Linked DNA regions of Mus musculus: region 1 is linked to region 2. Evidence: chromatin contacts called from ENCODE Hi-C or POLR2A ChIA-PET data. All regions are on one chromosome and are shown on one strand. Each heading gives the region's core, a stretch centred on a gene start or an enhancer-like site at or near the end of the contact. The rest is flanking DNA. Distances are from core to core; before and after follow the strand shown. Region 1 holds the start of Arrdc2 (arrestin domain containing 2). Region 2 holds the start of Iqcn (IQ motif containing N).

Evidence for each region. Hi-C counts contacts between places; a loop is a spot of excess contacts on that map. ChIA-PET counts read pairs that join two places held with the same protein, here RNA polymerase II (POLR2A).
Region 1: POLR2A ChIA-PET joins it to region 2 with 42 read pairs in Patski. The contact joins the promoter of Arrdc2 here to the promoter of Iqcn in region 2. A Hi-C loop is called at or near these places in 11 of 37 maps with a recorded cell type or tissue (CH12.LX, CH12F3, T-helper 17 cell and 6 more). POLR2A ChIA-PET finds 5 or more read pairs at or near these places in 4 of 5 experiments (Patski and embryonic stem cell).

Annotation. Positions count from the first base shown.
Region 1 is chr8:70,837,585-70,842,611 of GRCm38, reverse strand. It overlaps Arrdc2 (arrestin domain containing 2), which reads left to right and starts at 2,892. Exons shown (of 8, transcript NM_027560.1): 1 at 2,892-3,484; 2 at 3,567-3,633; 3 at 3,771-3,918. The coding sequence starts at 3,211.
Region 2 is chr8:70,700,648-70,705,866 of GRCm38, reverse strand. Iqcn (IQ motif containing N) reads right to left here and starts at 3,842. Exons shown (of 4, transcript NM_001370847.1): 1 at 2,296-3,842.

The DNA.
Region 1 (5,027 bases), core at 1,643-4,142, 140 kb before region 2:
TTGGAGCGCAGCGTAGGCGTGAACGCCGTGGCCAGTGACTTCACCGCAGCCAAGACAACCTGTGACACCAGCAGATGTTACTTCCAGGTGAGCTCGCAGAAGCAGTAGACACTCAGGAAGCTGAGGCAGGTGGATTTCCAGAAGCTCAAGGCCAGCCAGAGCTACACAGAGAGACCCTTTCTCAAGACTTTTCTTAAAAAGTTAGATGTGGCTGCACATATCTGTCATTCCAGCACTGGGGAGCTGAGGCAGGAGGATCAGGGCCTCATAATTTGAGGGTAGCCTGAGCTAACATATACTGTCACAAAAATCATAAGGGCTCCCAGAGTTAGGATTTCACATAGGGACGCCCATCTATCCTGGATGAAGTCCTCCTGCCTGGACTATGTCCCTATTTCAGGCCTGTGACAACCTAGAAATAGAGGTTGACAGTGGAACACTCCCAATTAAAGCAGGGGATTCAGGATCTGTGGAAACCCAGGATGGGCTAGAGAGTCTCCTGTTTAGGACCTCCAGGTGAGGGGGTCCCGATTCTCAAAGAAGCTTCTCGTGTGTGCACCCCGAATTCTGTCTCAGTTTACCTTGCCTTGTCTGCTACTCTGGGTCTGTCCCTGAAGTGGGGGCGGGTCTGATGGTGTTTGTGGATAGGAAGGGAATCTCTCCCACTGGGAAGGAGCCTGTGGCAGACTGCAATGGAAGACATTCCACTGTGAATCCGGGTCATAACCCCTCCCAGTTCACTTATGAGACCCCTAGGGCATTCCTATCCCTGAGCCTTGCTGTGTGCCTGCAGGGCAGATGTGGTGTCTCTGGGCTCCCTGCCCCTCACTCACTCACTCAGCTAAGCCAGGCTTCACTATGCCGGACCGTGAAATAGGCAGGTCAGAAGCGGGGCCCCACATCTGCTTCCAGCTGCTCTAAACAGATAAATCCTCAGTTGGATGAAGGAAGTCAGCGTCTGTCCAGTGGGCCAGGAAGAGACCCCGTTGAAACTTTTTTCTCCAGGTGACTCAAAGGAAATCCTGAAGCCACCCAGACTTTCACTGAGGACTTCCTCTAACACACACGGGGTGGGGTGGGGTTGGGTGGGGTGTGACTTACTCCGTGACTCCAGGCGAAGGCCAAACCCTCTCTCTGGTCTCCGAGACTTATCTGTGTGGTACACTCACTCTGGGAGGGGGCGTCTTCAATTCCCGCACTTTTCTTTAGTCCAAGACCTGTGGGACTTCTCTGGTCCTCCAGGCCGCCTTGTCCTCTCCAGGCTGCGGGCAGGGGGTGCTGCAGCCTGGTTCATAAGGCTGTGAACCTGTGTTCGTTCACACAGCTGGGCTCAGGAGTGAATACGAGCCGCAGTACATCCCATGTCCACCAGGGGGTGCCCGTGTCTACAAATGCCGGGCAGGTTTCCCTGCAGGAGCAATTCTTCCTGTTACATTCCAGAAGGGTCTCCCTATCCCCAGGTACACTGCAGCCCTTGACTCAAAATATCAGAGTCTCCTGGATTTGCTGCCTATGCACGGCAATCCCTTTCTGGATCTGAGGGACTAAGTTCCCCTAGGCCTTATGGAAGTGGAAATTGAGGCACATCCTCCTTGTCCCTTGCCAGGGTCCTTTAGGTTGAATGGGGGTGCCCAATGCGGGGGGGGGGGGAAAGGACCAACACTTCCCTGTCCCCACCAATTCGCATCGCCGGAAACAATGGGCCTGAAAAAAGGTGCCCCAGATAGGTCTGCAGGCGGCAGCGAGTTGATGATTAAGCTGGGAGGTTCTGGCCTAGTGGACACACCTGCGAACCCAGCATCTAAGAGGCTGACACCGGAGTTCCATTGCCTTGAGTTCCCGGGCAGCCTGGGTTACAGTGTGAGATCCTGTCTGAAAACATAAGAAAAAGCCAGGCCGGGCAGGAGAGATGGCTCAGTGGCTAAGAGCACAGACTGCTCTTCCAGAGATCCTGAGTTCAATTCCCAGGAACCACACAGTGGCTCACAGCCATCTGTAATGGCTCTCTTCTGGTGTGTCTGAAGACAGCTACAGTGTACTCATATACATATACAAATAAATAAATCTTTTTTTTTTTAAGTTTAAGAAACAGTCAGGTACTAAGGCAAACGCCTATCAAGTCAGCTCTGGAAGACTGGTGGAGGATGGCAAATTCAACATCGGGCTTGGTTAGAGTACGAGATGCATTGGAGGCTATGTGAGACTTGGCCTCAGAAGAAAATAAAGCTTTCGGGTTCAGAAATCCGATTTGAGCTTTAATTCCAGCACTCGGGAAGCAGTGGCAACCTCGCCTCTATGAGTTCAAGGCCAGCCTGGTCTACACAGTGAGTTCCAGACTAGCCAAGGGAACACAAAACTACTGGCCAATCTTGTAAACAGAAGCAGGGGGACTGTCTCAAGTCCCAGGTAAGTTTGGGCTACATGAGAACCCGTCTCAAAAAGCAACAGAAAAAAAAAATAGTGACAGTTGTCACGCTGGGTGACTAAGACCAGTTTCCCTATTCCTGGGCTTCCTTGTTTGTGTATTTGCGAGACCTAAGGCGGCAGAGCCGCGCTGCAGCACCTCCCACTTAGGCTCCGGTTCAGAACCAAGCAAGGGTTATTTTGTCTGGAGCCTCGTGAGGCCACGCCCCACCGCGCTATTGGTGAAGTTCTTTCCGGTAGGCGAGGCTTTCTCTAACGCCCCGCCCCGCCCCGCCCCTCGATGCTACTGACTTTCTCGCAGGAGCTGATTTTGCCCCCTCAGACCACGCCCTTCACACGCTATTGGCCTGGTCCCTTGTAGGGGGGGGAGCTTTCTATCAGGCCACCGCCCTCGTGGAGCCTTTGGCCTAATTCTCTCAGCAGAACCAGGCTTTTTCAGGCCCCGCCTCCTCAGCGCGCTATTGGTGGAGTCTTCTCCTGAAGGTGTGGCTTTCTCCTCAGGCCATTCCTTCGCCGCGCTATTGGCCTAGTCTTTTCTGGGGTCCCGTTCCCTACTGCTGTGTTTGCGGAGTCTCTTCCGGTAGGTGCGGTCTTCTCCTCAGGCCCCGCCCTCCAACCGTCCTATAAGTGCGACGCAGCTGCGGGTCCCCAGCGGTCTTCCGTCCTGTTGTCCCGCTTGTGTGTGTACGTAGTTCGAGCCCGCTGCGTTCGCAGTCTCTAGCTCTTTCTTTTCGCGGGTTCGAGCACCTGGCCGATCTCTTTTTTGGGTTCGCGACCGTCACCGCAATGCTGTTCGATAAGGTGAAGGCGTTCGTAGTAGAGATAGACGGGGCGCGCACGGGCACCGAGCCCGTGTTCCACGGAGGCCAGGCCGTGGCAGGCCGGGTACTGTTGGAGCTTGCGGGCGCGGCACGCGTGGGCGCGCTCAGGCTGCGCGCTCGGGGCCGCGCGCGCGCGCACTGGACGGAGTCGCGCAGCGCGGGCTCCAGCACTGCTTATACTCAGAGTTACAGCGAGCGCGTGGAAGTCGTGAACCACCGCGCCACGCTGCTCGCGCCAGGTACGGGCTGGGGACCTTTTGGGGCGCACCGAGCATGCGATTCCCAGGCCTACGTCCGCTGAGCCCCGGGTCTTGTTCCTAGACTCGGGGGATATCGCCACGCTTCCCGCTGGACGCCACGAGTTTCCCTTCAGCTTCCAGCTGCCTATGTAAGCCCCACTGTCGCCTTCTGGCTGGGCATCTAGGGTTCCCTCAGCCCTGACTTCTCGGGACATCCCTCTTGTATGCCCTTCACCCCACTATCTCCTGATAGTGATCCTCTGATTACCCACTCTTGCCACCCCAGCTCCCTGGTGACATCCTTCGAGGGCAAACACGGCAGCGTCCGCTATTCCATCAAAGCCACTCTGCACCGGCCATGGGTCCCTGCACGCTGCGCCCGGAAGGTGTTCACTGTCATTGAACCTGTGGACATAAACACACCTGCCCTGCTGGCAAGTGGCTGCCCCATGGGGGTTGGGGTCCAGCCTGGCTGCTTGACACCTTTTAGATTTGAGGGTCTCAAATGACCTCTGTAACAGGGAGCCAGGAGTTAGTGGTGAGTTTAAAACCCACTATAGGTAAGTGCAAATTCTGAGGGTGCTCACCTGCTGTGTGCCTCTGGGAAGGTATCTTGCTCTTTCCCAGCCTCAGATACCCCATTTGGAAAGCAGGATATGATAGGGCTATTTTTGTTTTTGTGTTTGCTTTTGTCTTTACTGGTTTTGGGTTTTGCTTTATTTCTTTTTCTTTTCTTGTTTGTTTTTGTTTTTTGTTTTGTTTTGTTTTGGTTTTTTTGAAACAGGGTTTCTCTGTATAGCCCTGGATGTCCTGGAACTCACTTTGTAGATAAGGCTGGCCTCGAACTCAGAAATCTGCCTGCCTCTGCCTACCAAGTGCTGGAATTAAAGGCATGTGCCACCACTGCCCGACTTTTTTTTTTTTTTTTAATTTTAGAAAGGTCTCTCTCTGTGTAATCCTGGCTGGTCTGAGATTCACTGAGTAGACCAGGCTGGCCCTAACTAAGCCCATAGAAATATACCTGCTGGGACTAAAGATAGGTGCCACCACATCTAGTCTTGTTTTTATTATTTATTTACTTATTTTGTTTTTTTCAAGACAGGGTTTCTCTGTGTAGCCCCGGCTGTCCTGGAACTCACTCTGTAGACCAGGATGGCCTTGAACTTAGAAATCTGCCTGCCTCTGCCTCCCAAGTGCTGGGATTAAAGGCGTGCGCCACCACGCCTGGCTTATTTTTAATTTTTATTCAACTTTTGGCTTCCTAAGATAGGGTTGGCCAGGCAGTGGTGATGCACGCCTTTAAGGCAGAGGCAGGTGGATTTCTGAGTTCAAGGCCAGCCTGGTCTACAAAGTGAGTTCTAAGACAGCCAGGGCTACACAGAGAAACCCTGTCTCGAAAACAAACAAGCAAACAAACAAACATAAAAAGAGACAGGGTTATGTTATTTGGGGGTATCTGGTCAAAACTTAAAACAGCCCGCTTGTCTCAGTCTTTCTATAAGACTCAGGTCTCCAAGTGCCCAGTGCTCAAAATGACCCTTGG
Region 2 (5,219 bases), core at 2,593-5,092:
TCTGAAGGTCCCGAGTTCAAATCCCAGCAACCACATGGTGGCTCACAACCATCCGTAATGAAATCTGATGCCCTCTTCTGGAGTATCTGAGGACAGCTACAGTGTACTTACTTATATATGTAAATATAATAAATAAATAAATCTTTTAAAAAAACATTGTTTTATGTGTGTATCTGTATGTGTGTGATGGTGTAATGTGAGTGCACACTGTGGTTACAGGCGGGTACAATCTCTCAGGTCATTTTGTGGGTGCTGGGATCTGAGCTGCTCTTCATGACTGCTGAGCAATTGCACATGGTGGCTGAGTCGCCTACATCCTGTCACGCTGCCTTGGTTGTTGGCTTTTACATTTCACTTCACATATGTGACTATTTTCCCTGTGTGTATGTCTGTGCACTGGGTGTGGTACAGTGCCTGTAGAAGCCAGGGGAGTTGGTTGTGAGCCCCCGTGTGGGTGCTCGGAACTGAACCTCTGGAACAGCAGTCAGTGCTCTTAATCTGAGCCATTTCTCCAGTCCATTTTATCATTTGATTTCATTAACCATTATTTGTAGTGTTATTATACATCTCTACTAGCTAGTTTTATGTCAACTCGACATAAGCTAATCATCAGAGTAGGAAACCTCAACTGAGAAAACGCCTCCTTCCATATGATTAGACTAAGCCAAGTGGTAGAGGCCAGCCTGGTCTACAAAGTTAATTCCCAGGACAGCTAGGGCTACCCACAGAGACCATGTCTCAAACAAACAAACAAACAACAAGAAAAGGAAGGCTGAGCAAGCCATGGCGAGGCAGCTGTAAGCAGTCCCTTCTGTGGCCTCTGCATCAGCTCCTGCCTCCAGGTTCCTGGGCTGTGGGAGTTCCTGCCCTAACATCCCTCAATGGGTGTGAAGTGTAAGCCTGACAGACCCTCCCCTTCCTAATTGCTTTCGGGCATGAAATTCATCACAACACAGAGACTGATGAGGACACTGCTGTGTGCATGCAGGTGTCCCCAGAGGTCTGAGGATGGCTCCTGGAACTGTGATTACAGAATGTTGTGAGCCTCTGGGCTCTGGAAACCATTCAGGTCCTCCATAAGAATAGCCCTGAGCCCCTCTCAAGCCCCGTGTGCACCACACAGGAACAGGCAGAGGTTAGAACAGCTCAGAACTACAGTACCATGTTGGCCAGACTAGCCTGAGAACACAGAAAAGCTGTGTGGAGGTAGGCAGGTCTCTGTGAGTCTGAGGCTACATAGCAACTTCCAAGACAGCCAGGGATATACATTGAGACCCTGTCTTATGCAACAACAACAACAACAATGAAAAACCTCATGTTTATAAGCCAGAGCTGTGGAGGTAAAGGCAAGGTCCCTGGGACTGGCTACTCACTCTGTCTTGACGAACTGGCCACTGGCCAGTGAGAACCTATCTCAAAAAACAATATGGTGCCAGGCATGTGGTGAGGAGGCAGAGGCAGATGGAGTTCTGTGAATTCCAGGCTAACCTGGTCTACATAGTAGCACCCTGTCTAATAAAAATGAAAGAAAAACCGAGTTCCAGAAGTGCGGTTACCTGTCCACGGTCACTACAGGGTCCACAGCAGAACCTGGCTCGCTGACTCCAGTCAACAAGGGTGACCACAGCCCTCTCCTTCAGGACAGGTCCCAGGGATGTCCTCGGTCCTGGAGCGGTCACCGTGTCCCCCAGGCCCTCAAGACACCCCTGGCTTCAACAATGAGCCAGCATGAGGTCAGCAACTGAGCCCCCATTCTGTGACCTCTGCAACCCAAATTTTCATCCAAATCCCAGAACACTCATGTGTACAGAGACACCTGTGAGACAAAACCCCAGCATGCTAGGAGGAGCTGTCAGCAGGCTCACAATCAGCGATTGTCATCAGACCATGATGCCCATGTCACAGGGAAAGTGGGGCTTGGACCATGGGGAGCACAATTCATGGTAACCCCACCTACACAGTAAGTTCAAGGCTTCCCTGGGCTACATAAGGCCCTATTTAAAAAAGAAAAGGAAAGCCACCAGGTGATACAGGGCCTGATAAGAGTTCAGAGGGGGAGAAACAGGGTTATGGTGTGGGGATCGGAGAGGAAATGGAGGGGCACCAGGGCAGTGGTCTAGGGATGCCTGTGAGCACATCTCTGAGACCCCTCTGCTCCATCTTAGTCACACAGAGCAAGCCCACCCTACCTTGGTGCTGGAGAAGGAAAACAGGCTCACAGGGTTGGTGCCCAAGGGACAGTACCATCATGGCTTGAGGGACCCAAATACAATCTCTAAGGGCCTAGCTACCTACCGCAGTCCAGAGAATGCAGACATTCTTGGCAAGAGCTGGGTGACAGAGTGTGGTACCCCCACCAGCCCACTCACCTATCCCCAGAGCTGAAGCCACCAGCCCTGACAGCCAGCCTTGGGAACCGGGGCACCCAAATGTCTTTATGACTCCAGGTGAGTTCCGACCAATCCCCAGCAGCATTTAGGGGAAAGGGTTCTAGAGCTTGGAACTGGGGCCCCTGACAGGACAAGAGGATCTGAGCTGTCCTGATGGTCCAACAGGGAAGGAAAATTAGGGCTCTGAGCATAGAGCTAGCCTTCCCCCCTCTTGCCTTGTGTTTGGAGGGAGTTCTGTCACCACCTGACATAGCTGCTGAGCCTCCAAGATGTCCTGGAGACATCTCCTGGAGGGCATGAAAAGACACGTGCAAAGCTTCATATGGCCTGCAACAGTCAAGCACCGAGAGTTTATGGATTTTGGTGAGTTCCAGGCCAGCCTGGGCTGCATATGGAGACCCTGTGTAGAAAAAAATAAAAGGTCATGCAGTGTGAGCCACAGCCCTAGGAGGGGGCAGATGGAGTGAAGCCAATGTTCTGGGCCACCTCCCCAGGCTGGGCTCATACCCAGTGTGAGTCATAGATGCTCCAGCCAAGGCTGACACACACCTTGGCCTATGCACAGCAGGCTCAAGCCAGAACCACTTCGCCTGGCCAAGGGGCTACTAGAACAAGGCCTCTATGCAAAGAGCAGACATACAACCCTGTGGCTTTTCCCTGCCTCTCTCCTCTGTCCTTTAGCTGTTGTGAGCACTTCTAGTGAGCCTTTTGTTTCTTTGGGCACCTAGATATGGTGGTCTTAGCCCATGTGCTAGATGAGACTCAGGGAAAGAAATGTACTTGAATTGCAGAGCCAGCCTTTCAATGCTGGGGAACAGAACTCTGAGCCCAGGCCCCCTGGGCACATGATGTGCTCTGTCAAGAGTCCTTGGTGTTTTGAGATAGGCTCCTTATATACCCCAGGCTGGACTGAAACTCATGGCCCTTCTGCCTCTACATTGCAAGTGCTTAAGTCACAGGCTTGCAGGGCCCAGCCTGGCTCTGATCAGCTGACTGGAAACACTCCCAACATCAACAAAACCTCATTGGGCCGCTGTGGTGGCACATGCCTTTAGTCCCAGAGGTGGGAAAAACTGAGTTCGAGGCCAGTCTGGGCTATACAGTAAGACATCATCTCAAACAACACAAATCTTTATAAAGATCCAGATTCCATCTAACACTACAAAAGCAGAACACTGCAGACACTGGTGTACATGGTATCCCAACATTTCAAGGGCCAAAGGAGAGGTCAGAGTTCAAATTTCTACTATGCTGTTCACAGCCTGTAGAACAGGTTTCTGGGCCACTGCTGTGTAATAGGGGTACAATAATCTTGGCCCAGCTGGGCAGTGGTGGCACACACCTTTGATCCCAGCACTTGGGAGGCAGAGGCAGGAGGATTTCTGAGTTTGAGGTCAGCTTGGTCTATAAAGTGAGTTCCAGGATAGCCAAGGCTACAGGAGAAAAACCCTGTCTCAAAAAAAAAAAAAAACCCACAAAACAACAATAATAATAATCATCTTGGCCCTGAGAGGGACAGGGAAGAGGGGAACCAAGATCAGGACACCCCCTTTTCAGAGCACATAAGATAGAGGCCCACAAAGGAAGAGTATAGCTTTCATAGCTGCTGCAAAACTCCACCATGGTACCCAAGCTGGAACTCTTATGTGCCCGAAGCTCAGGAGAGTGCCTGCCCAGGAAACTCAGCCCTGGGCTCCATCCTCACACTGTATGAACTAGATTGTCATCCCAGCATCCAGGGAACCTATGTTCAAGCCTTTTCATTACTAGCTTTAGTCTTACTAGACAGGGTGTGTAGCCTGGGCTGGTCTAGGATTGAGGAGTCTCCCGCCTCGGCCTCCCAAATGTTAGGATGATGCCAGAACCAAGCTGGACCCACAAGAGTTCCATTCAGGGCGGGCAGGCAGGCACTCAGCAGCTGTCTAGGGACACCTGCCACCCACTGGGACTTACCATGTGACCTATCACCCACAGTGACACCCTGAGAGCCTCAAGACCCAGGGTCTCAACAGCAGTGGCCAGGGCTGACAGGAAACTGTATATATAACATGGGGGAGGGGAGGGGAGACGAGACCTAGGGTCAGATGTTCCCACTGGGCTGAGCTGGACGACCTTGATTAATCTGCTCTAAGCCCAGGGCACTGAAAACGGAGATGAAACAGGCAGGTGTGATGGCACATACCTTTAACCCCAGCACTCAGGAAGCAGAGGCAGGGGGAGCTCTGGCTGGTCTGCATAGAAAGTTCCAGAACAGTCAAGACTACATGAAGTATCCTTGTCTCAAAAATAAAGATGCTATGTGACTCAAGACAATTGCTTTACTTCGCTGAATATTGTTTCCTCAAAATAGAGCAGGTGCTGCGAGAAGGGGGCGTGTCAGGGAGATATTTAAATGCACCTACATGATTCTAGGCTCCCACATAGACTTGCAGAGAAGGCTCTGGGTCTGAGGTACCCTTTGAAACCAACAAAGGCGAATAAAATCTAGTGAGCACAGGCTGCAAGCCCAGCTCTTTTCTGTATGGATGAATCCCGGAGGCCCCAAGCTTGTAAGCACTTCCTTCTGCCCCTTCCCATGTAGTCACTCTTCTTCCTAAAGGATATACCAGCTAAATTGATAGGCTAGTCCAGGATTGCGTCCTGGTGCCACCTGGACCTGGGCCGACAGCGTGCACCTAGGTGGCGCTCGCTGCGCAGCAGATGTGCAGGCACGGCCCGCGCCCACGCCGCGTTCCCCCCCCCCAGGGGGGGGGGGAAGAAGGGGAGGAAAGAGGTTAGAGGAGGAGGGAGGGGGATGGGAGAGGGCTAGCCCCGCCCACCCTCAGCCCA